Regions from separate parts of the Mus musculus genome. Here all the other regions are linked to region 1. Evidence: chromatin loops called from intact Hi-C (ENCODE). Cell type or tissue: heart. All regions are shown on one strand. Region 1 holds the start of Fez2 (fasciculation and elongation protein zeta 2 (zygin II)). Region 2 overlaps Crim1 (cysteine rich transmembrane BMP regulator 1 (chordin like)). Region 3 overlaps Crim1 (cysteine rich transmembrane BMP regulator 1 (chordin like)). Region 4 overlaps Gm32282 (predicted gene, 32282). Region 5 overlaps Crim1 (cysteine rich transmembrane BMP regulator 1 (chordin like)).

What was found. Peaks named below come from ENCODE experiments on the same cell type or tissue, not always from the same donor. Only the 100,000 strongest peaks of a DNase experiment are listed, where the experiment ranks them.
Region 2: it touches region 1 in a loop (2.1-fold over the local background); 2 of 42 quality-filtered maps call a loop at or near these places.
Region 3: it touches region 1 in a loop (2.9-fold over the local background); 8 of 42 quality-filtered maps call a loop at or near these places.
Region 4: a loop joins it to region 1, with 3 times the contacts of the local background. A loop is called at or near these places in 2 of 42 quality-filtered maps.
Region 5: a loop joins it to region 1, with 3 times the contacts of the local background. A loop is called at or near these places in 2 of 42 quality-filtered maps.

Annotation. Positions count from the first base shown.
Region 1 is chr17:78,415,999-78,420,998 of GRCm38, forward strand. Fez2 (fasciculation and elongation protein zeta 2 (zygin II)) reads right to left here and starts at 2,154. Exons shown (of 8, transcript NM_199448.3): 1 at 1,835-2,154. The coding sequence starts at 2,085. In heart, no CTCF peak of the experiment used is centred here; DNase peaks (open chromatin) are centred at 1,763, 2,133 and 3,423; H3K4me3 peaks cover 1,637 bases; H3K27ac peaks cover 1,182 bases.
Region 2 is chr17:78,248,269-78,253,268 of GRCm38, forward strand. The region is part of intron 2 of Crim1 (cysteine rich transmembrane BMP regulator 1 (chordin like)); the gene reads left to right. Among named protein-coding and RNA genes, the nearest start is that of Gm41620, 31 kb to the right of the region's middle. In heart, no CTCF peak of the experiment used is centred here; a DNase peak (open chromatin) is centred at 2,533; H3K27ac peaks cover 233 bases.
Region 3 is chr17:78,359,984-78,364,983 of GRCm38, forward strand. The region is part of intron 13 of Crim1 (cysteine rich transmembrane BMP regulator 1 (chordin like)); the gene reads left to right. Among named protein-coding and RNA genes, the nearest start is that of Gm52306, 28 kb to the left of the region's middle. In heart, no CTCF peak of the experiment used is centred here; a DNase peak (open chromatin) is centred at 2,568; H3K27ac peaks cover 349 bases.
Region 4 is chr17:78,194,383-78,199,382 of GRCm38, forward strand. It overlaps Gm32282 (predicted gene, 32282), which reads right to left. Exons shown (of 2, transcript NR_168063.1): 2 at 4,868-4,969. Among named protein-coding and RNA genes, the nearest start is that of Gm32282, 3.1 kb to the right of the region's middle. In heart, CTCF peaks have their summits at 2,929 (motif pointing right) and 4,598; DNase peaks (open chromatin) are centred at 2,929 and 4,639; H3K4me3 peaks cover 172 bases; H3K27me3 peaks cover 1,531 bases.
Region 5 is chr17:78,201,420-78,206,419 of GRCm38, forward strand. The region is part of intron 1 of Crim1 (cysteine rich transmembrane BMP regulator 1 (chordin like)); the gene reads left to right. Among named protein-coding and RNA genes, the nearest start is that of Crim1, 3.7 kb to the left of the region's middle. In heart, CTCF peaks have their summits at 994 and 2,267 (motif pointing left); no DNase peak of the experiment used is centred here; H3K4me3 peaks cover 1,376 bases; H3K27ac peaks cover 718 bases; H3K27me3 peaks cover 574 bases.

The DNA of each region.
Region 1 (5,000 bases):
AATGGAGGGAAAAGGGTAATAAAATAAAACCAGGCTTAGCAGCTTATGCATATAATTTTAGCACAAGAAGGGCAGCAGGAAGACCAGGAGTTCAAGGTCAGCCTGAACTGCAAAGCAAGTTCAAGGCCAGCATGGGCTGCAAGACACAAAACAGGAAAAGCAACAAAATAGTTTAGATTTTACAGCCACCTAACTCTGAAGCACAGGCTAAAATAAACTTTCCAGAAAGTCCAGCTGAACCCAAAATAGGTCTTCTCTAAGAATCCTGGTACAAGCTACACTCACTCATCTGTTTTAAGTAAAGTACTCATAAATATAAATTTAAAAATCCTGAATGTGCAGTAAGTCTCAATAATTCAAGTCTATAAATCTACATAGAGGAAGCCATCTGCTCTTTGGGGAAAATCTACAAAAGTCACCTTTTGCTGTGCACCGCATGCTTATCTCTGCATTTAAACTCCCACCATACACTTATACCTCCACTGCCCTTGAGGAGAACATGGCTAGTCACCCATGTTAGCATAGGTCCTCTCTCTCTGCTCTCTCTTGGTAAATTTCCTAATTCCTTGAGAAATTAAAACTCTTTAATGCCATGAATCTTATCATAGTTCAAGAATTCCTCCCATGGTTTTGGTGCCTAAAGATACCGGGCATCAAGCAAGACCAATGACCCCGGAGACCTGGGATCTGTAAAAAAAAAAAAAAAAAAAAAAGAGAGAGAGAGAGAGAGAGAGAGAGAGAGAGAAGCTGACTGTACAAGTGGTCTGACTCCAAGGATGCGTCTGACAGGCTTGCTTTACCCGTCCACAATCACACAAGTACTCACACAAAATTATTAAGATGTAATAAAAAATGCTGTTGTTTCAATTCTCCTCACTAACATGTAGTGTCTCCGGCCACCATTGTGTTCCCAATGTTCTGGAAACGGGTCCTACCCATCACCTTCCAAGAGGGCCAGTACTCTTAGGGTCTCCACTCACCCTGCAAACAAAACACTCGAGCTCACTGGCTCGCACCATTCTTTTGGCTAGATTTTCACGAAAAGATGCGGTACATAATTACAACTCTCGTGTAAACAAACAATAATTGGGTTTAAAAGTGTCTGAATAAAGCGCTTTCATCAACCCCTGTGAATGTCATCACACTGAAGCTAATCACAGAGAAAACGGGAGCCATTGCTGCTGTGCACTGGTCTTCTGGATACACTATTAGATATCATTAGTAAGGGCTACCATTTACTTTTTGCCTCTGTGACAGTTTGTTCTTGTGGGCCCAAGAGACTTCTATAACTTCAATGGTAACTCACACCTCTGCACTCTGCCTAACTCCCAGATCTCCATCAAGGATTCAGTTAGCGGCTATAAAGTCTTCATTCGGACATCCCCTTTGAAATCTCCCGTATCCGGTACAAATACCTATCAAAGTACTCATTACACTCGGAAAACATGTGCTTAACCAACCTATGTCCCATCCCACTTTGTGTCCTACTTGAGAGGAGCAATGCCCACTTCGGCATCCCCAGTGCCAGGCCCCATGACAGGGGCTTTAAGAAAAGCGAGTTGAATGAATGAACTGAGCCACACGTGCCCCAGGAGGCAGGGTCTCCACAAGGAAGCACACAGGGGTCTGCAGGAGGGTTCAAGGGGAAGGAAGGCAGGGCAACAGCGGGCATTTAAACTCCAGGGCCAGGCCGGCAGCCCCGGGGCGGGGCTCAGAGCGACCGAGGAAGAAGGAGGGCGCGGGGCGGGGCCTGTGGGGACTCCCGGCTGCGGCGGGGGCAGGGCGAGGTTGGGGCCGCTCCCGCCCGCCCGCCCGCTCCGGGGCCCGCACTCACTCGTCCCCTTGCAGGAGGCTGCACTCCGTGATGGGCCGCACGGCCGCCCGTGGGGGCTCGGCCTCCGACGTGGGGCGGAAGCACAGGCTCAGCTTCTCCTCCAGGCTGGAAGCCAGCGCCGGGAAGCTGTCGCCGCCCGCGTGTGCCCCCGCGCCAGCCTCCGGGCTCGCGTTACAGTTCTCCTGTTCCTGGACACTCCCGGCCGGCTCCTGGAACTCATAGAAATCCTGCCAGTCCCCGTCAGCCGCCATCGCGCCCGCTGCCGGCGCCCCGCCCCGGTCAGACAGCCACGCCCTGTCGCTTCCAGGCCACGCCCCAACGGTGCCCGCCCACTTGAGGCCACGCCCCTTGTCCTCCAGCTCTTGGTTGAGCGGAGACCCAAGCTGACTTTAAAGTCTTCCCTTCCTGAGTCTTCTGGAAGACCTTAACCGAGTTGAGTCACTTCCGATGTTCTTGAGCATTTAGAAACAACTTCCCTCAGTGTCCCTGTCTAAAAGTGGCTAAAAGGAAGACTTCTTTAAACCTACTTACTGTCAGATTTTTGCCCCATAGGAACATTTCTAACACTCCATCTAGATTGACAAGATTTACTGGGAAATGTTTGCTTGGTACCAAAATCCATTCCACAAATACATCTCTCCCATGTGCAAAACGCATGCTTGCTAATAATTATGTGAGTGAATATGCTCAAAGTACTTAGAAAATGCCTCAACAATAAATACTCACCTGCTTGCTATGCATGGTCACTTCTTCATTACTGTAGCCCGACCTTTAAAATTTAATGAAAATTAAATCTTGTAAAAGCATGGCTGAGGTATGGAAAGCTTTCTTTTCATAGACCTAGCTTCTTATTTGTTTGTTTATTTGCAAAATAAAATTATCCATGAAGGTAAAGAGCAGTGATTGTTGTATGCCATATACACTGTACCCTGAAGATGGCTAGGATTATAGTTTTATCACATGCATTTAACTACAACAAAAATCAAGGAAAGTAGGCAGATGCAGTAAATGCCCAATAATAGACAGAATCATTATTCCTTCAAATGTGTCATTCAGGTGGGTGAAACATCTTTCAATAATATATTATAAAATGTTATAAAACAGAGGAGCAATGCAGCTGGGGAAGAGGGGGAAGGGGGTAACTGGGAGGAGTTGAGGGAGGGGGAACTGCAGTCAAAGGGATTGTATGAGAGAAAAGTACATTTTAAAAGGGAATATATATGTATATATATATATATATACATATATAGTGTCTACTCAGGAATTGTATAAAAATTTATTGGGCAACTCAATCCAGTGAGCTCGTTTTATATATAATTAAATACAAAATGCCCAATGAATTTCCTTGCAAACAATACCTGCCCCTCCTTGGGTAAAAGGAAGTGTTAAGTGGTAGAATGTAAGAAGACATTCAACAGGAGACCCATTTCTGCCATGTTGTGGTACCATGCTCTTCCACCCAGCCTTTCTCTAGACTCTTTGACTCAGCCTTTCTTAGAAACTACCCAGTTTCAAGTTTCTGTTCCCTCGCCCCTTCACTCAGTATGTCCTGTCAGCACTTCTTCTCCTTCCTGACAGGCTGCTCCCTTCAGCTAACTTCTAGCTTGAACCAAAGCACCAGCTTCGGGTTTACACAGTCCATCACCAGGGGCCCCCTGAGGAGGAAGCCGGCCTCCTTTATCACTCCATAGAGCCTAATTTTGTACGTTGGCTTCACTCAAACTTATCTACTTTATACCTATTTTACTTCCTACCAGCTCCTAGAGACCTTTATGAAAATGATCATGTGTGAAGGAGTTTCCTCACTTGATAGATTAAGAAAGGTTAGTTTGTACATGTGCCAGTGGTAGTTAAAGAAAATTAGGCCATGAATTTAGGGGCCGGGGGAGCTGAGAGGGAAAAGATTTTTGTAAAGTTTTAACTTAAACTAAATTTTGAAAGAAAGAAAAGTTATCTGAGAAAAACAATTTCAAGCACTTATATTCAAAACTAGAGAAGATGGAAAACCAGCTTTAGGATGCGTTAAATAATGTGTCACACAAATGCTGACAATGGCAACATCTCAGCCGTACAGTGCAGTGCAGTCAAATTCCTACATATCAAAAAATGGAAAAGTATATCATGTAACATGTAAATCACCTAAACATATAATTAATCTGAAAATACAGAACCGAAGAAAGAAAATACTGAGTGTTCACCGAGCCTGAAGCATGGAGCCTGTGTGCAGCTGTGCTAGGTCATGCTTATGGGCTAGGTCATGCTTATGGGTTAGGTCATGCTTATGGGCTAGGTCATGCTTATAGGTTAGGTCATGCTTATGGGCTAGGTCATGCTTATGGGCTGTGCTTGTGTAGCCTGGGGTTCTTGGAGGACTCCCATCAGTGGGAATGGGGTGTGGTGTCTCTGACTCCTTTACCTCCTCTTAAGATGCTTGTCCTCCTACTAGGATGCCTCATCCAGCCTTGATGTGAAGGTTTGTGCCTCTTCTTGCATCTTCAGTTGATATCCCTGGGAAGCCTGCTCCCTTCTGATGGAAAACAGAGGAGCAATGGAACCGGGGAACATATATGTGTGTGTGTGTGTGTGTGTGTGTGTGTGTGTGTAGTCTACTTGTCAAAGTATCATGCTTGGCAAATGCTAAAAGCTCATTAAGCAACAGATAAGGTCTATAAAGGAAATTTTCTAGTGAAAAACTCAGAAAGAGGTTCTTTTAGTAGTTACGAAATACTTGAGTTAGTTGAACAAAGGGGAGGTCTGGAGACAGGGCATCAGAGGGGACACCAGTGGGTGTGGAGGAGAAATACACTGAAGTTTATTTAGTAAGTATGAAAAGACAGAGACACACAAATCAACAACAACAACCAACAGAGAAGAAAAATAAAAACAGAAAGAACAGAAATCTATATTGACCCATGAATTTAAGGAGAAAAAAAATGTGTTTGCTTGTCAAAAAGGAAAAGGTGACTTCTTTTGATTTGATTTCCTGTTTTAAAAAGACTTTTGAGCAGACCACACACAAAGAAACCATTATTTTTAAGGGGTTGGAAATGATAATTACCCTGATTTGATTATCACAAATTGTAAGCATTTATCAAGTTACATTTTACCCCATAAGTATGTGTTAAGTATTGTATGTTGGACTGTGGACTACACACGATCCAAAATC
Region 2 (5,000 bases), 170 kb before region 1:
TGTGTGTGTATGTGTGTGTGTGTGTGTGTGTGTTGACCTGTCTCTTTTTGGTCATTCTAGGAGCTTTGACCTCAAGGGACCTTACACCATTCTCTGGTGTGTGAAACGGAAACTTAGGTTCTCGGTTGTGTCTGATCCCAGGGCTTGGTAAGCAGTCAGGGTTTTAACCGGCCTAACTACTTCCCACATGACATTTACAGCAATATTTCTCTCTGCTTTACCGAAGAGAAAGTAAGATTTACACTTTCTTAGTACCTGTTGGCCCTCTGCTCGCTAATCAGACTGGAATCTTCTAAATGCTTTCCTGTTGAGAGCCAGCTTGTCTCTGTCCATCAGGAATGTTGCAAATGGAATTAGGCTGTGGTCTTGTTATATATCTTAGCATGATGTGTGACTCAAAAATGTTATCTGCATGTTCCTTTATGCCTCTCTGACTGGACCCATGTCTGCTAAATGCCTCTGGGAAGTTTTTTGTTTTTGTTTTTGTTTTGTTTTGTTTTTCTACATCAAGGATTAACATGTGTAATCATATGTGTATATATGACTAATAGGTAATACTTGGCAATCAGCGTGTCTGTCTCATTAGTTCTGCTGTGTGTGTGTGTGCACATCCACATATGTGCTGTTAAATATAACAAAGCTGGTAATGGTGTTACAGTCCCTGGTTACAAGTTTCCTGAAAGCTTTGCTCCTCTTTGATGGCCGTGGATTCCCTGGCTATACAGACATTCCAGCCATTCTTTCTAAGAGCCGGTGTGATTTTTATACGCTTTGTAAACATCTGTGGGAGAAAAGAACAAGCTATAACTCTTCAAATAAATATTATTCAACCTCCTTCCACTTTCATTTCCCTTATCACTGGGACAACCACACCCAAGTTTGCTATTAAACTATGTTGTCTATCAGCTTCCCACATGCCAACAAAGCAAAGGAAACACAACAGATAAAGTTGAATACTGTCTTCCTTCTGTTGACATTTCTACAGCAACAAGTCAGAAAGTTTGTCTCCTCTGAATAGGCAAGAGGTGTCATGGGTCAGGATCAGATGGCATACCCACTGGTAACCATGAGGACTCTCAGCAGAGTTATGTAGAACATTCTGGAATTCTGATGAATGGAAGAAGAGTGACTATTAACTTACAAACTGCTTGCTTCATTTTTCTATCTATGGAGAGGAAAAAATGGAGGCACAGGTAAAGCTGTCGTGGGATGTCAGGTCTCCAACTGTCAGAGTCAAGGCCATTTCAGCTCTCCCTGTGTCAGCGGTTCTCAGCCCTCTGGGTCACAACCCTTTTGTGTGTGTGTGGGGGGGGGGGGCGTCTAATGACTTTCAAAGGAATCTACTAAGACCATCATCAGAAAATAGATCTCTATATTACAATTCTTAGCAGTAGCAAGATTAGTTACAAAGTAGTAATGAGACTATGGCTGGAGTCCCCTGTGGTCTTACAGTCCCTGGTTACAAGTTTCCTGAAGGCCTTGCTCCTCTTTGATGGCTATGGATGCCCTTCTAACCTCTGGCCATAAAGACTATGGTTGGGAGTCACCGCAGCATGAGGAACTGTGTTAAAGGACCCTAGCTTAGGGAAGTTGAGGACCACTGCTCTAAGTGAAACTTTGTCTTGGAGAAGCTCCTGTATTTGGCCATTCTTGTGGTGGGAGGATTTTGCTGAATTTTATGGCACTGAAGTCTTCACTGCATGTTAGAGCTGTATACAAAATCCCGAGGGGACTTCGATGCTTCATGCTTTTTACTGTCAGTTCTCCAGTAACAAGCCCAGCAAGATTTCTTTTATTATTATTTTTTTTTGGCCACTCCTCTCCTCCAAAGTTCCTTCTGTTTCAGATTTGTTTCCGAAAAATCCATTACAACTCATAGCAGCAAATGGCGTGACTCGCTCCCTCCATGACCATTTGTTTATGATCATGGCTGATTTGCTACAAAGAGCAAGACAGTGGATACAGCGTGTGTTATTTACTATCATCTGATGCATGATAAAAATAAAAAAAAAGTGAGAGAATGTTCCCAAAGTGTTAGAAATCACAATGCGTAGACACACTGCAGCATAAGGAGGCAGTAAATGTGAATTGGGCACAAGAATGACTTCCTTCGCCCACTGGCACTTTAAAGGGACTTGGACTATCAGTTAAGAAAAAAAGCACTAGGATTTTAAATAAGCTGAGCTTGGAAGTAATGTTCGGATTTTCCGTATATGCTGCTGAATAAACTCTAGTGTGTTAAATGTCAGTTAAATGTGTGTCGCCAGCATACCTAATAAAAAGAGAGGATGACCAAAAAAAAAAAAAAAAATCTACCCAAGGCTTTAAGATCCCGGGGCCCTTTAATGTGCTTTTGACCTTCAGTTAACGGACATAGTCCCAGAGCAGAGGAAATGCCTTAAATTCTAGCATCTGCGTTTGTTTCTGTATCCTTTTGGCACCATTACAACAGCAGGGCTTTTCTTTCCTTTTCATTTTTTTTTCCACACAGTACAGTCAACACAGGTTTTTCAAACAAGTTGGAAAGGACAGGGCAGTCACGGGGCCAAAAGCAACGTCCCTGCCCAGTGCTGGGTGGCAGGGCCTGATTGAATGGCTTTGCTGTTTCAAGGAAGTCTAGAACCGAAAAACCAACCAACAGGAGCCCACACAAACCCAAACTTCAGACAAAATTAGATACCTAGGTGTGTGTGTCTAAATACACCTACGTGGAGCCAGTGCGGGATAGGGTGAATGCTGTCTTATGTTTGGACCTGTTGAATCTTTGTCAGGTGTGACCGGGTTATTCCATTTCATGTGGTTTTTGGATACTCCCTTGGATTTCCAGCTGTTTGAAGATTATTTCTTCAAGGGCTCTTTTTTTTTTTCTGTAGTTGAGAAAATAAGTTGGTTTCCATTGAAGTCCTTGTAAAGTGTGTGTATTCAGACAGGCAGTGTTTCCTTTCAGCTCCCTTAGAATTTCAGCCAGTCTGTCCTTTATCCTTAGTAAAAGGTCACTTAAGCCTTTGAGATAGACCAGTGAGACCCGATTCTCTTTCCATTAGTAAAAAATTCAAAACAAATAATTGGAAGTATGTGTGCATTATCCTGAATTCCCAGCTTCGCACCTTGGGGATTTGTGTGTGTGTGTGATGTTTTCTTCGACGTTGAATAGCGTAACACGGCATCTCTGACCTAGATGGCTTTTGTGGGACCTTCCTTTGGTAGAGCATTTTCATGCTTTCCATGTCCGTAGTGTTTCATTGGTTTGTGATGTGCTGACATAGAGGACTTAGGGGAAGTAACGTGTGCATGGATGCTTACGAGCAAGATTCTGAAAAGTAGCCCTTGAAAGTTGTTTTCCAAAGGTAACTGACTCAGAAAAGCTTTTGTCTGAAGTCATAGTCCCCAGTGTGTTCATTTTTTCATTCATCTGCTCTTCATTCATTCATTCATTCATTCATTCCCCAGTGTGTTCATTCACTCACTCACTCACTCACTCACTCACTCACTCACTCACTGATACCTGTTGCAGACTTGCTGTGTGCCACACAGCTCAAGATGAACAAGGTGGGCAAGGCAGTGTCCCTCCCAGTCCTGTGGTTGCATGGAGCATGAGCAGAATCATAGAGTGGGAGCTGATTCCCAGGGTTCTGAGACGGAGACAGGATACTCAGAGAAAGCTGTATCTGCAGAGATGGCTTTGTGAGTTGGACTAAAGGGAGAAAGGTGTTACCTGGCCCACGAGCCTAGAGGAGGGGATGGAGAGAGACAGCTCTGCCATGAGGAATACTTCTGCTCTTGTCAGAGGTCCTCCAGGCACCCACATTGAGTAGCTCACAACTACCTGACTCCAGATCCAAGGGTCTCAGATACCTGTGCACATGCCCACACATATACATATACATATACATATACATATACATATACATATACATATACATATACATCATATAAATCTACATAAACATATACATATCCTCAAACGTAAATCTTATAAAACAAAACATACAAACGAAAATCTGTGCCAGGCGCAGTGGTGCACATCTTTAATTCCAGAGCTTGGAAGGCCAGTGGATTTCTATGAGTTTGAGGCTAGCCTGGTTCAAATCGCAAGATTCAGGCCAACTAAGACTGTAATAGCGAGATCCTTTCTCAATAAAGCAAAACAAAGCCAAAGTTAAAAATTAATCATAGCAGCAATTATACTAAACAATAAATAAATAACAAGCCCGGAGAGACACCTGTAAGTGATCTTACTGTGGGAGAAAATCGCCTAACATGGGAGTCACAAGAATTGGGTGGCAGGAGAGGTTAGGAAAGAACTCCGTCACACAGACTGTAAAGTAATAACTTTTGATTTTTACCCACAATGCACTAGGAATCTGTAACAGTGCTTTAAGCTTCAGCTGTGATAGAAGGAAGTGCTATTTATGAAATCAACTCTGGCCACTCTGAAAAAAAGCTGATTTTCCCTGGGGGCTGCAGGATTATTGGGGGAATTCTTTTCAACACTGAAGGAGAATCCTGGTGGCCAGACCAGGGTGTTGATGGAAGAGGCAGAGAGAAGGGTGTGGATCCTTGTGTCCTGGAAATACTCTGCTGGAGTCCTGGGGGTCAGGTTAGGAGATGGATTTGGAAATGATCACCAGCTTTCTACCTTGAGTCGTGGGTACCCTTTCCCATATGAGGAGGGATGGAGGGTTAAAGTGAGCCTTTGGAATCTGCTGAACTGTATCAAGGTAGAGAAGTTTTTGCAACCCTTTCTTCCTGTGTGGATGGTGTTTGGAAGGTAAGGGAACCCAGGTACCCCCCCCCCCCCCGATCTTTGAAGAATGATTGTTATTCTTCCCTAGGGACATCAGCAAAATTCATATCCCAATTTGCTTGGCTTCTCTCTAAAATTATTCACAAAATCTTTAAGTTTTCTCCCAGGAGCATCTACTGTTTCAGGCATGATTATGTGAGTGTTGGAATCCCTGGAGAACCAGGGCCCGCTGAGGCAGATACAAGTTGATTTG
Region 3 (5,000 bases), 56 kb before region 1:
ACCCTGACGTTGGGTTTCAGAAGCTAGTGTCACGTGAGGAGTTCACGAGCTACTTGTGTGGTATTCACTGTGACCCTGTGTGGAGGGCACGCTGTCCTAGGGAAGCCCCATGCCTCCCTTCGCCTCCTTTCATGGTTGCCAGTCACAGCGGGGGGGGGGCCCCAGACTGTCACCATCACTGTGAGAACGAGTATTAAAATTGCTTAAGCGAAAAGAAGGGAACAAGAGGTGATGGAAAGGCAGCAGAAGCAGAATGGGCCCTGCGTATTGTTTAGAGGGTGCGCAGAGGAAAACATTCCGGTTGTCATCTACTGTACTAACTTTGGAACTGGTCTAAAGTTACCGCACCAAAAATAAACAGTGTTTGATTTCAGTTTGCTCGGGTCCTGCCCTGCACACTAGAAACATCTCCGTCTGCGTCTTCCATGCACAGTTTTTGTTTCTCCCTTTAGCATCCTTTTCAACATTGTGAACAGAGATTCTTATGTTTGCAGTTGACTCAGGGAGGACCGCTGGGACATAGCATCTGTCTGAACCCCTTGCCAAAGGATGGCTTCATATTAAAGAGGAAGGCTGAGGGCTGGAGGCTGGCACTGGGGTCTCAGAGCGCAGCAGCATCTGCCCTTTCCTGTTTATTTCTGTACAAGAGACCAAACCTGATTTTTCTACCTGCCAGTGATAAGGGGTGGGTGGAGACTTTTTCCCAGAAGGAGCCACTTGGTAAGGCCCCCTGGACGATGCTGGCAGAGAATGGCTCACAGTATGAAACATCTCCTGTAAGGGTAGAGAGTAGGACATCCTGCTAGTTAGATTTTTCTAACAAGATGCAATACTCTGACATCCTAAAGAAAGCTGTATGTCTTTTTCTTCCTTTTTGGAGCTACTTTGATCTTGCATCGTTTCTGCCTGCCATTTAGAATATGTTTATTCATTTCCAAAATTACTTTGTTGTATAATCTCCATGCGCACTCAGACATACACACACACACACACACACACACCTTACTGTGAAATAGTAGGCATAGCTATAAAACAACACTTCATTTAAAGTTAAAATGAACAACTTCTTTGAACTTAATCATTGAAGTGCCCAACCAACACACAGTAGATAATAGAACAAGAATTACATTCTCTGAGAAATCGTGTCCTCTTTGCATGCAATAGGGATCACCCAAAAGTCACTGCCAACCAGCTGGTCAGACTTCTGCTCGTGGAACTCGGGAACATGTATAATTCTTCTGTTGATTTGAAGCAACCATTTTATTGCACTATGCTGAAGAAACTGGAAGTCTCTTTTGATCTTTATAATAGAGTTAGACTTCACATCCGGAGAAATAGATGAACTGAAATAGAACTGGGTTTTGAAGAAAGGACTTTGATGGCCACTGGCTTATGGCAGCCATACTACATGATAATGTCTGTCTCTTTTTTTATATGAAAATCATTAAGATTGGCTGGTTTTCCTCATTGAAATTGATCAGGACTTGCATGCACACAAGTCCACTTGAGCTCCCTCTTCACGCTCTTGGAGTCTGCTCTGTCCCTTTAGCCAGAGTGCTCAGAGCCTGCACCTACTGACCTGTTGGTTGTTTACTTAAATTCTAGCTTCTTAAAGTTTCTTTTTAAGTCTTTCCTTTACATTTAAAAAAGGGGGGGGGATAATTACGTTAGTTTCTCAAGTGGGCTGCTCACATTGTATGTGTGACAAACATGACACTCCAAACATGACACTCATTTGCCCAACTGAAGTTGATAAAGAAAAATTATAGTACAGGCCAGGGATATTTAGTGTCTTTATCAGAAAGTGTGCCTTACTCCTTTCTGGGTTAGGAAGAGGAATTGTAATGCATTATGGGAAGTGTACACTGATATTGCCTGTACCCATGTAAAGAGCCAGTTGTGGCAGCATACATCTGTAACCCTAGCAGTGAAAGAGGAGAGACACAGACAGACCCTCGAGCTTGCTAGCCAGCAAGTCTGGCAGTTCTATGTTCAGTAAGAGAAACCACAGCAAAATATAAGTTGGGGACACACATGCACACAGTGCACACACACACACATGTGCATACACAGACAAATGCTAAGCTACATACACACACTTCAAATTTCAAGCTTAGTCCCCACCCTGAAGTGAGCCAGTCCTTTGGCACACCCACTAAATGTAAGCCTCCATGTTGCTCTGAACGCATGTCCCAGAGGAAATAGGCCCTGTTGGCGAATGAAGCCAAGAGTTAAGAACAATACTGTGAGTGTGTGTGCCAGCATTTCAATACCTATGGAAGGAAAAGTGGTCCCAGAGTAGTACTGTGCTGAACTGATATAAACGGGGATTTCTTAAAGCCACAACACCTTTTAGCTTCCTGGCTACCAGGATCCCAGAGTAAATTACTTTCCTGGACTCTGTAGTGTAGCAGGAGATTTAAAAGAACTGATGCAATTTCTAAAGCCGCCTGGCTTCCTCTCAGGAAGTGACTCCCACACCATGACCACCACAACAGAATTAGAACCCAAAGTGTCCGTCCGAGAAGGTTGCCTCTGAGGCAGAAACCGAAACTGGAACGCAGGTGACAGTGGGTTTGGGGTTCTGTATCCTTCCGTGGAGGAAACAGGAAGCAGCCCGGAGACACTTCCTCTGCAGAGGCTCATATGTACAGCACTCCTCGGAGTCAGCGGGCCTCTGGGTCCATATGAGTGACTCCTGGGACTGTAGGTTGAATCCAGAAAGAGGCAAAAGGCACTGTGGCTGCCAAAGCCATTGGCGAACTTTATTTTGTAATTAGAACAGCTCAAGTAGTAAAAGCCGGCTCCAAGGGTCACAGCTTGTTAAGCTTTTATTCTTATCTTGAAAAGACAGGAGATGGTCAAGTTTAGACAGTTGAATTCAGCCTAGCTGGCATAAACATGGAAGGCTTGAACAGTTGTCACCTTTTTTATAACCAGAATCCAGGACAGACAGAGGGGAAACCACACTGAGTGCTGCTCCAGAAAGGGCACTGGATATTTGTTACGTGCTCCTGGGCTGTACAAGATACTGTTGCTTGAATTTGCATACAGAGGGGAGAGAGAGAGAGAGAGAGAGAGAGAGAGAGAGAGAGAGAGATTCTGTGACTTAAACAGCCTCTGTCATGTAACCATTGTGGCAAACCTATCCCCACCATAAGATAGCCCACCATGTTCACCATATTGACAGTGTCCAAAAAACAAAACAATTACCTGAAAGAGGCCATTTCAGATTGAATCTGATAAGGTCAGACAAGGGGCCCCTGATGAGGAAGTAAAATGCCATAGCTTATCAAATCAAGGTATAACCATTGAAATAGTGACTGTCTCGCCTGAATATTTAAAGCATTGGCCCCTGATGCCATTGCCAGTGGAAAAGCCCAGAGCTGTCTGATGCTAAGGCAGTGTCTTCCGGATCGTGCTCATGGGATGTTTAATCCCTAGTGTATTGGTTTTAAAAGGAAATGTTTTTTTTTGTATCGGTGCTGTCCCTGATGTTTTCCTTGGAACGTTCTCCTGTCGTCATTCTGTTGGTAGGCAAGAAGGCATGTGTGGGTTGGAGAACCATGCCCGCGCTGGTTCCTGTCCCACCCCGACTTCCTGTCCTCAGCTTAGATGAGTGACTTGACTTCCACGGGCCTCGATTTTCTGTAGGATTGAAACAATCACTGTGTCCACTGAGCTGTGGAGATCAAATGGAACTGACTGACTCATGTGAAATACTCATCTTGGTGCCTGGCACATAGCAGTCATCCAGTAAGTGGAAGTTACAAATAATCCAAGCAAGGTATTGAATAGCCGAAGCACATGATGTCATTGTGTGCATAAGCAGAGCAATGCGGTGGCATTTGGGAAGAAACAGATAGCGTGTACACCCAGTAGTTACATTGAAACTCGGTCCCTAGGTCTGCATTCCTCACCAGGCTAGGTGCTTTGAGTGGCTTTTTCGTAATCTCACTTAGGCTAAGTACAAGAAAACTTCAGTGACTCGTAATTCATTACAAACACCTTCAAGTTGCATAGACTCGCCCCTGTTTTTCCATTCTGAAGGTTTCTTAAACCTGTGGTCCATCTAGCAACCAACATCTGCTCTATACTGTGTCAGCCTCTACCGAAGTCACTAACTTCTCAAGAGAAACCGAGTAAAAAGCAAAAATATTTCTAGGAAGACTCATTAACCAAAATCTATCTTACTATTTCCTGGGCCAGATGGCACCTGCCCTGGTAAATTGGGACTGTCTTGAAAGCAAGAGTCACATCTGCTTGCTTCACATGAAAATTCACTATTAGCACAGTATGGCTTGGTTCTTAATACCCTATTTAGAGAAACATATTTCGTTGCAATGAAAGGTTTTGGTACTTTGGTTCAGGTAGACTTCTCAAGCAAGACCAGGAATGGTGTCTTTGACATGGGGCTCAACTAAGAGTCTTGAGTCAGGCTCTCTGCACACCCTGCCATACACTAATTCTGACCCACCTCAAGTCCAGCACCAGCTTAGCTTTTGCTGGGCACTGAGTGTATGGGGTGGCCTCAGAGTTTCTGAAGGAAGCCAGTGCACATCGGAGCCAACACAAGAAGTGTCTGCCTGCCGGCTGGCATCTGCTATGCCCTAAACATCTTCACACACAGTTTTTCAAATCTGATCTCAAATCTGAATGAAGTCATTTGCAGATGAACTGAAGCTGAACGTGACTTGCTTTTAGGGTCTTCAGGGATGAGTAGAGTTTCAGGGGAACCATGATAAACAACTGGTCTGGTAGCAGTCAGCTCACATGTGTGGGCAGTTCCCCAGGGGCTGCACATTCCTTAGCGGGTCAGAAACTCTGACTCTGTCTCTGAGGGACTGCGAGCCCGGGTCTCTCCGTGGGTTGCTAGCATAATGGGTTCCACTATTTGGGTGACAAAGCGCACGAGACTTTAGTTTCTTCACCTATTCTGTGGCCCAAAGTCCCCTGCCCGAGCCCATCGCCTTCTAAGTATTCAGAGTGCTCGTTCTTTC
Region 4 (5,000 bases), 220 kb before region 1:
CATTATATGAGTTAGTAATTGATAAAAATTGAACTATTTGGTGAGATATGGATGAAATCTCATGATATTGAAAAAAAACAAAATTTAATGTAATGATGGATGTGAAAAGAATTTTAAAGTTAAAAAGGGGTGAGAATTCTATAAGATTCTTTGCTTCTCTATAAGCAGAGAGAAGTCTTAAATGCATAGGCCTCACACTGAGAAGGTGTAAATCTTCACAGATTGAGGGAATGTGTGTGGATGAAATTTTTCTGGAAAGCCATATGCCAGTGCATGTCAAAATGGGATCAATTTTGACCCACAGATAATTCCACTTTAGGAGTTTACCAAGGAGAGTAATCAGACAAATATTTGATAATGTCATGGTGACCGTACCTTTATTTGTGACAGTGAAAATGTGTGCCAAACAAGCAAAAGCCTAAAGGTGTGTTGAGACACCGTCAGTGAAACAGGCAACCCACACACTCTCCTCAGCGGGAAGAAGATGGAGTTATGGGTTCTAAAGACCAGTATGAGCAATGAAGCAATTATGAACTAGAGTGTATATCTTATTTGATACTTCACATATATAGACAAAGAAGCCTTCACAGATGTATAAAAATACGGCCCATTATTATAAGCCAATGGTGTTTCTTTTTCTTACTTTCTTCCTTCCGCTTCTGTTCCTCATCTTTTCTACTCTCCTGCCTCCCCCTCTTTCTCCTCTCTTATTGTTCTGTGTTTCTCCCCTTGTCTTTTTCTCTCCTCTTTTCCTGCCTAGGATGGGAGGTGTTTATCTATAGCCCACCATCCTAGAAAGACCTGAACAAGATGGGTTGGTGAGCTCCAAGTTACTCTTTTTTGTTTGTTTGTTACACACACACACACACACACACACAGGGATGCTCTCTGTGTAACATCATGTGCTGTTCCTGTCCTGGAACTTACACAGAACACAGAACACAGAAAACAAAACCTTTGCCTGTCAATCAGCAGATGGAGCCATCTGAAGGTGGCATCTTTAAATCTGTGGCACCAATAGGAAGACAGAGGGGGCCTTCTGGGGAAAGAAAGAGCATAGACAAGGGAGGAGACCCTCGGATTCTTCCTGAAGTTCTTTATTCCGTGTGACAATCCCTGTCTCTCTTGGACAGGTGTCATATTTGGAACTGTCTATTCTGGTTCTCCACTTCTGGGAAAGCCATTTGTCATGCCCTATTAACCTCAGGAAACAGTTAAAGAGACAGGCTTTTCAGGCAAAACAGGTATGCAGCCCAAACCTGATATCCATAAACACAGCCTTCCAAGACGAAAACTTCTCACTTATAAGATGAAGACAATTTAAGCCATTCCCCCAGAGGAATGTGAGGCCCAGCTTTAGACTGCTAGAGGATTGTGTGGTCGAATGAAATCAACCTCTACGAAGTGCTGAACATACTGGCTTTAGAAATGTTAGCTATGGAGCTGGAGATGTGGCTCTGTGGTTAAGGACAATGGCTGCTCTTCTAGAGGATTCAAGCACGCAAAAGATGGACAGACACACGTGGAGGCAAAAGCACCCATGCACATAAAATAAAAAGTGTTAGCTCTTCCTTTTCCCATGATCATTAGTTACTGACATTTAAATACATTCAAGATGAGAAACTGTCACAAAAACCTGAAACCCAACACTAATGCTGACTGCCAAAGCAGATCTAAGAGGCCATCCCAAGAAAAGCCAAAGGAGCAAACAAAAGGCAGACAAGTGTCCTATGGTTACATGTGACAAAAATTAGACAGGTAGGATGCCCACGTGTTGGGAGAGAGTTAAGACCTGAGTGACTGTTGTGTTGTTGACATGGATCATAGCCATGTCAAAGACCAAGGCCTCAGACCCAGATGAAGCTCAGAGGGATGTCAAAGCAGCCCTCATATTTACGGCCCAAGCTTCCAAGGAGCTGCAGCTACTCCATCAGAGAGCGCAGTCTGCCTGGTCCCAGCTTTCGTGTGTGTCTGTCTGTCTGCTTTATTCCCTTTCCACCCCTGTGGCCACATTTCCAGTCCCTGGAGCCATGGCTGGATGAGTCACCATCTCAGGCTGAATAGTTGGAAATGCATTCAGTGAGCTTCTCCCAATAAAAGCAACATAGGAGAATGTGCACTTCCTGATAGTATTCTCTGGGAAGTTGGTGTTCTTGTCTCCACTCTACAGAGGAGAGAACGGCTTTGTAGTGCACACGCAACTGTTTAAACTGGTACAAAGAAAGAGCAAGGCTCTGGCAGAACCTTCAAAAGAGGTCGTGTTCGGTGCACAGGTCTTGCTACCCAGTTAGTGCCTCGGAAGCAGCTGTTATTCACTGGCAAAGCAGATAAGACAAGGACTCCCTTAAACGTGATGTACTGGACGGTGACAGCATGGCCCAGACATCAGATCTAGAGTGGAAAAGTAGGTGAGTGAGCCTTCAATCTAGGACTTTATCTCTACCTCTGAAATTATCTGATCCTAGACTTGGTGAGCATCCTTATACAGTAAAGCTTGCTAGGGCTTAGGGAGACGGGAGGACTCAGATAAAAGGATTCGTTCCTGTTGTTGTCGTCATGGCTTCCTGTGATATGGATGCAACATTTTTTTTTATAAGACAAAAGATTTTTTTGTCCCTTGTATCGCTCTACTCTAATAATACATCTTACTCAAAAGATAATGTCTTCGTTTTTGTTTTGTCTTGTCTTGTTTTGTTTTGTTTTGTTTTGTTTTGTTTTTCACTTCAGGGACACATAAACAGCGTGACCATCCCAGAGAATGTGACTCCAGTAGGAAAGCTTGGGAGACACTGCATCAGGCTCCGAGTCTCCCATATTCTTTCTGTCTACTGCACTCCCTGTCCCACTTGCTGTTGCTGGGCCCCAGTTGGCACTTTGCTTTTCACAGTGAATCCCCGCTCTGATCCAACCTGCCCAGTGGCCAATAGAGGGCGGACTGTCTCTTCCCTCCAGATGGCCTTCAGAAAGTCTCCCTCCTTTTGCTGTCCTCCCTCCACTTCTTCAGGTTACTGAGCCACACGCCTGTCATCTGCTTTGTTTAGAGATGTTTACTAAGACTCCCGATGGGTCAGAGAAAATATCCAAGTGTCCTTTCGCATGTAACTCTCCTTTTCCACTCATGCCTGTCCTAAGCATGCCTCCCTCCAATGGGCTGACTGAGTGAGGTTGGAGCTGCTTAATAGTTGTGTTATAAGGAGATCAACACTACAACCAAAGGCACTTGAACTATTGTAGAATAAGGGAATATGCTCAGAGAAAGAGACATTAGACCACATTCATGTAAGCTCTGATTCTTACATTTTCAAGTGTCTTTTAGGGCCCATGTAACCTTTCCCAGCCTATTCTATCACTCAGCACCCAATAGCTATCATGCTAAGCTGAACTACCCCCTTCCTTAAAGACAGCAGGATCCCTTATGGATTAGCATTGCCTCAGCTCGTGGGCACCTCACATCTTGCTGGATTCCTGAAAAGAAATGTTTTAACTGAGCTCCTAGCTCACGTACGGGTCACGTACGGGTCTCGGAGAATCGGGTAGAGCCTTGCCACTAATTACTGTACTCAAGATTCCTATTTTCTTCTATGACTTAACTCTATGGCAAACATAGAGTCTACATTCTCTTGAGCTAGTATTTTCTAAGCCTGTTAATTTTTCTTACCTTGTACTTATTTATCTAAGTTTTTCTAACTATAAAGTCTCAAGAAGGATGGGTAGAGGCCTCCATCTTGTTGCTTGTCTATTCCCAGATCTGTGGTATTTCCCAATTCTTAATGTATTGCCCTAAAAGGAAAAAGCACAAAGAATGGTGCTTTAGACAGGGTGAGGTCACTCTCTCAAGCTGTGTTGTCTTTGCACTTCTGCCTCTTCTCTCTCTCCTGACCTTGACTTTTCCCGAGTCTAACAACATTATCTGCTTATGTTTTTAATAAAGTCTTTATTCTTGCATTCGAACAGAAGTTCAGATAACCTCTGCAGGGGTTGGAAGGGATGTTTTAACAAGGTCCAGTGATGACAGTTTGTTGGCAAATCCCACTATGAAGTACTAGTGCCTCGTTGGGCAACAAGACACGAACATTTATTATGTGTTTCAATATTTGGTTTTGCTAAAAGAAAACCTAGCAAGTTGTAAATGACTTCACCCTTTACTTTTATAGGGCTTCAGGGTACGAGGACCTTTTAGAGAGGGCCATGTAAAATGTGTCACAAATGCCTGGAGAATCGTCACCTCAACAGCAGCTTATAAGCCCCAAGAAAATGGGGTGTTCTCCCCTTTCCAATATTGACGGTTCCCTAAGCCCTCCTTCCCCAACAATCAGTATAATTAACGAGACATTTCCTCTCTTCAGTATAAATGTATATAGTTTTCTAATGGGATGGAGAGGGGAATATTACACTGGTGGCTTTGGCTTTTTTGTTGTTGTTGTTGATGATGATGACTACCACAGATAAACCATAATATTCTGCAGAAATATGAATCTGTCCCACAAACAAAATTCCAAAGGCATCTTTGTGTCCTTTCTCCTTGTACTGGTGCCATTAACTTTTGGCTCATTAGTCATGATGCTCCTGATCTAACTAGCTGCCACCTATCTGCAGCAAGACCATGCACAGGCAGCCAAGCCCACTTCACACCTGCTCCAACACCAGGCGGGTTTTACATAATGATTCAAATCACTCCCCCCTCCCTCCTTGGGCTGTTTTATTTATACTCCTGTAAGGGGGCACGGAGAAAACATCGACGGGGCCACTGGTTCTCTCCTGATGAGGGATCAGAGCTATCACTGGGAGAATCTCTGAAATCATTGAGGAGAAATCCTCCACATGTGCACAGCTCCTCTCCAGTTGTTTCATGTCTCGCCACAAAGAATATATTACCACCCATCTTCTTTATTAATACATTCGTGATAAATCTTTTAGGAAAGAAAAATGGGAGGAAGAAAAGGGAAACACGCCTCTTTAGCTCGCGAGCCTGAAAAAACAAAACAAAACGGCACAGTCAG
Region 5 (5,000 bases), 210 kb before region 1:
GCCCGCATAGCGCAGTGTGGCACCGAGGGCGTACGCAGTCCGCGCAGCCGGCTTCTGATAGCGGAGTAGACCTGTGCTCCAGCCTGCACTCCCTATGTGACTCTTACTATTTTTTCTTTGCGCTCTTCCTTCACCTCCTTCTTCCTCCTTCGCGTAATAAATCAGTTTCAGCTCCGGAGTATGTCAGTCCAGGCGAAGTTGCACATGGCGATTACTCATTTATTTGCCTATTGGAAACGGTCAAAGGCTTACTCTTCTGGATGGCTGAAGGGGGTGGGTGGGGGCTGCACCTGGATTAAAAAGTTATGGTTCACTACAAGAGGTTTCCTTTCAAGAGCCAACCTCTGCGTGTTTCTAGAGCTGGTGCTGTTGTCTTTTTGTTTGTTTGACAGCAGATTCTGCTCTGCTCGCTTCACCGTGGCGCATCATGCACCGCTGTGTGTAGATGTACTGAGGGCGGGGGCGTTGATAGTGGCGCCTCCCTGTTTCGGAAGCACTGTTGGACCCGGTGGGCCTCCATCAGCACATGGCTCTACTTCTGCCTCAAGGTGCCCGATTAGGTCTGAGGTCTAGAGAGAAATAGTGAGTTCTTTTATTTTGACAATGGACTGGATTGTCTGTTAAAAGTGGGGTCCTTGTCTTCCTAGAGATCAAACATTTGGGCTCCTCGATGCTGTTCCCGGTATCTTGCCAGGGATTAGGGCTCACTTGTAAGAAAAGACAACTGCTCTCTGCCTTTACTGCTGTTAACCAGCCCCTGGGACAGGACACTGGTGTATCCTGAAGTATCCTCGTGTGTGTGTGTGTGTGTGTGTGTGTGTGTGTGTGTGTGTGTGTGTGTGATGTGTGTCGAACTGAGATGCTGGAAAGGACAAAGGTGGCTGTATTAAATGGCTTCAGTACTGTGGTAACTCTTTAAACACACATGCATTTATTTTTGCGTGTGGTTTTAAGGTTTTGGACAGTTGTGGAATAATCGGGGAAGCCTTCCTGGTTTGGAAGCTAGTGGGCAGTAATGAGTGTGCAGGGGGGATGGCGGCACTGGGGGGACAGGGGGGTGGGGTGGGGGTGGGGTGAGGATATGCTCCTTTAGCATAGAGCCTGCAGGACCTAATTTTCCTGACACAGAAAAAAGGCCCTCCTGGTCTCCTTTGACAACAACGTGGGTTTTTTTCTCAGCTCAGGGAAAATGATCATCAGACAGACTGATAGACTTTCACATGCTTTGACTTAAGGCATTCTGAATAACTTAGGCTGAAAGATGCTTCTCTGTAACCTGCCATGTGGAGCGCCTAACTTGCCTCAGACTCCTATAGATTCGTAAAGAACTGGGAGGGACATGGTTAAATGCAGTAGAAACTGCGGGGCAGTGAGAAGGGCTTTGGGAGGCTCAGGAGAGGGTGACCCTTGTTTGTTTTTTCATGTGTTCCTGGTGAAGGGAATGCTTGGGGGAACATTTACAGTAATCAAGTGTTTTGGCAGCAACGCCCCATGTCACAGTACAGCATGATTTTGGCACTTTGTTAGGGAGCCTGTCATTCCTCTGAAATGATGCATCCCTCATGCCTGCCTTTCTCCTGGTAACACCAGGTGCACAAAGTGTTGGCCTTGAAAATGCTTGGAAGTGTTTCTTGACATGAGTGTATTTCAATTAGTGCTTTCTGGAAACACATTTCAGTTAGCAGGCCTGTTTTCAGCTGAATGCTATGGGCACATCCCGCTCCCCCCTCCCTCCTTCCCTCCCTTCTCCTCTCCCTCCCTCCTCCCCTCCGTCCTTCCTCCTTCCTTCCTTCCTTAATTCCTTCCTTGACTCTTTCCCTTCCTCTCTTCCTTCTTCCTTCCTTCACCAAAAGCAGCAGTAAAAATCTTAAAGCCACGAGACTAAGAAAAAAAGGACAACAATTTTTGGCATGATGTAATGCTTACATTTGGAGAGGTCTTTCTTCAGCGGTCTAAAATGTCAGATATCTTCACGTTACTGTAAAATGCATGGACCACGTAAGTTAGCTGACAACCCTTTGCAGCACTAGAGGAATCTTCAAGAGTCACCGATTTCTAGAAGGTACCCCCCCAGATTTTCTTTCTTTCTTTTTTTTTTTTCTGTAACTTTGCATAAAATTTCTCAATGGCCAGTGCTTCCCTCAGTTTCCATTTTTATTCAGAAATTCGTGTGTATTGTTATCATAACACATGAATAGGGATGGATATATTTTATTCATGTAGAAAGTCTCTTGCGCTGCATTTTTTGCGCTGAAATGACCCCTACTGGTTGTATCTGTTAATGAAAACTCTTTTGAAAGCTTATTTAGTTTGCTACCCTGAGAAAACATAGTATCATGGTATAAAATAGGACTAATCCGCCTGCTTTTGAAGATGCGACTTAAGTGCAGATTTATATTACTGTTTGCCAACTTGCAGACAGGTTTGTTATTTCCATACTGACTGTCTTGGGGCAAGGGGGTGGTGGTGTTTTAAACACAGTTCACAGAATGAGTTGGATCAGAATGGAGCCCAAATTTAGTCTTTTTGTTTCAGGTTTTTATGGCACAGTGATCCCTAAAAATAGATCAACAATCCTAACCCACAAGAAGAACCCTGAAGGAAAAAAATTAATTTCTAAACAACTGGAATTGTGAATCAAGTGGCGTGCTCACTAGGGTGTCTCCCCTGTATTGAGGCCGTTAGTGACTATGCATACTTGAAGGATGGAGAATGGAGCCAGTTCACCAGCTCTCTGTCGTTTCTCAGTCTTGAACAGTGCCTCCTGGCCCTTTGGAGGCAGCAGTGCCCTTTCCTGCTTCCCTGCATCTTGTGAACCTTCCTGTTGGCCTTTGCAGAATCTTAGCCGGACTGCTTTTTCTGTCTCCAGGGAAATCGCCTACAATTCCAAAAAATTACAAGTTTGGCCTTCTACTCGGAAGAAGTCTGTATGGGAGATCTCTTTAAGGGATCTGAGCTTTAAAAACTAATGAAGTGAGATTGTGGAGAAAGAATATGTTGATTGGGCAGTAAGGACTACATTTGGAAAGAGGCCTTAGGCTTCATGCTTTCCTTAGGATGGGCAGGGGGAAGAGCACCAGTAGCTGTTTGTCTTAGGGTGATAAAGTTGCTAGCTTGAGTCTGCCGTTGTTGGGACAGTGCTTAAGAATGGAGAGGACACTGTTGAGCTTTGTCCTGAGGACAGTGCGACATTAGAGTCAGGTGTCCGTGACAGCAGATGTGCACCAAGACTTCAAAACTACTGCCACAACTCGGTTTTCCCCATTGCTTTAGCTTCCCTTCCGTGGCGGTTTACAGGACAGCACAGAGAACTTAAGATTGTGTGGTGAGAACTTAGAGCAGAGAGAAAGGTTCGGTGTTCTAAACTGCCCCCGGGAAGTTACAGTTTCGTTATTTGTCTTCTGGGATAGTCAATAGCAGAAGGTGCCCGCTTGGGGAGAGTGGGAGGTGGGAGGTGAGCCCAGGGAGCAGACACCCAGGACCAGGTAGACATATCAAAACATCCAGCAGGGTACACACTGCATGAACGCTGTCCTCTTTGTTCAGTGGGAGGACCCGAAGTTTAAAGTCTATGGATTTTTACAAATTAAATAAAGGAGAGGTGGGGAAAGACTAATACTTTTGTACTGAAGTTAGGGCAACATCTCAAACCCAGGCTTCCAGACTATGTTTTTGAGTCATGAATGGAGTTCATTTTCACTTTCAGAAGTCTTTAGGTAAGGTCCACGCTTTGATACCAGAGAGAGAGGCGAGCAGAGGGCGTCTAAAAGATGTTAGCAGAGTATGGGAAGAGAAACTTAATTCAAGTAAACAAGGAAGTAATTAATTCCTCCTCAGAGTAAATATTGACAAAACACACAGGACCGACTATTCACTGCACATACACAAATGACAGGGCAAAATGACCTTCATTTGCGCTGTCAGGCTTATAGAATTCTCGCTGCTGTTAAGGAGTCTTGTCACATAAAACACTTGGCAAAGGACAGATGAGCTGCGGACTGTAGGGGAGAAAGGCAAGAACACCAGGCACCAGGACATGCGCTGCTGGTAACATGTGGGTAGAGACTAGGAAACTTTGTAAGCAGTGTGTTGGGGATACAATTAAGTAAGCAGAAGTCCCATTCATTTATAAAACATTTTTAGTGTTTGTGTGGGCAAGCTTGTGTGTGTGTGTGTGTGTGTGTGTGTGTGTGTGTGTGTGTGTGAGTTAGAGAGCGTGTTTGCGTATGTATGAGAATGTGTGAGGAAGTGTGTATGAGAATGAGTGTGTATGAATATGAATGAGTCATGTGTGTGTATGTGAGTTACTGTGTATGAGAGTATACATGTGAAAGTGTGTGAGTGTGTGTGTGTGAGTATGTGAGATAATATTGGTGTGTGTGTGAATGCCAGTGTGTGTGTGTGAGAGTATGTGCCTATATGAATGTGAAAGTGTGTGTGTATGTGAGTGTGTATGAGACATGTCTGTGTGTGTGAATGTGAGAGTGTGTGTATGTGAGCAAGTGTGTGTGCACGTATGAGTGTGAAAGTGTGTGAGAAATAGTGTTTGTGTGTGTGAATGTAAGATTGTCTGTATGCATGCCTTTGTGAGAGCCTCTGTGTGTGTGTGTGTGTGTGTGTGTGTGAGAGAGAGAGAGAGAGAGAGAAAGAGAGAGAGAGAGAAAGAGAATACGTGTGTGAGTGTGCATGTGTGTGCAATGTGCCAGTGTTTGTGCTTGTGGATGTCGGAGGGCATTTGGAAGTTGGTTTTCTTCTTCCACCCTATGGGTACTGAGGACTGAACTCAGGGTGGCAGGGTGGCAGGCTTGACAGTAAGCATCTTGACCTGCCTCAGGCAGGTTCATTTACGAAGAAAAGTGAACAGTCCCCAAACTCTGGACCTTGCATCCATGTACAGGAGCTAGCAGGAGATTCGGTACAGGCTTCTGCTCTCCATGGCTTGGTTCCTATCCAGCCATCTGCTTGAGGAGTTTGGGGAGACAGAGTGCAGGCATTATGAA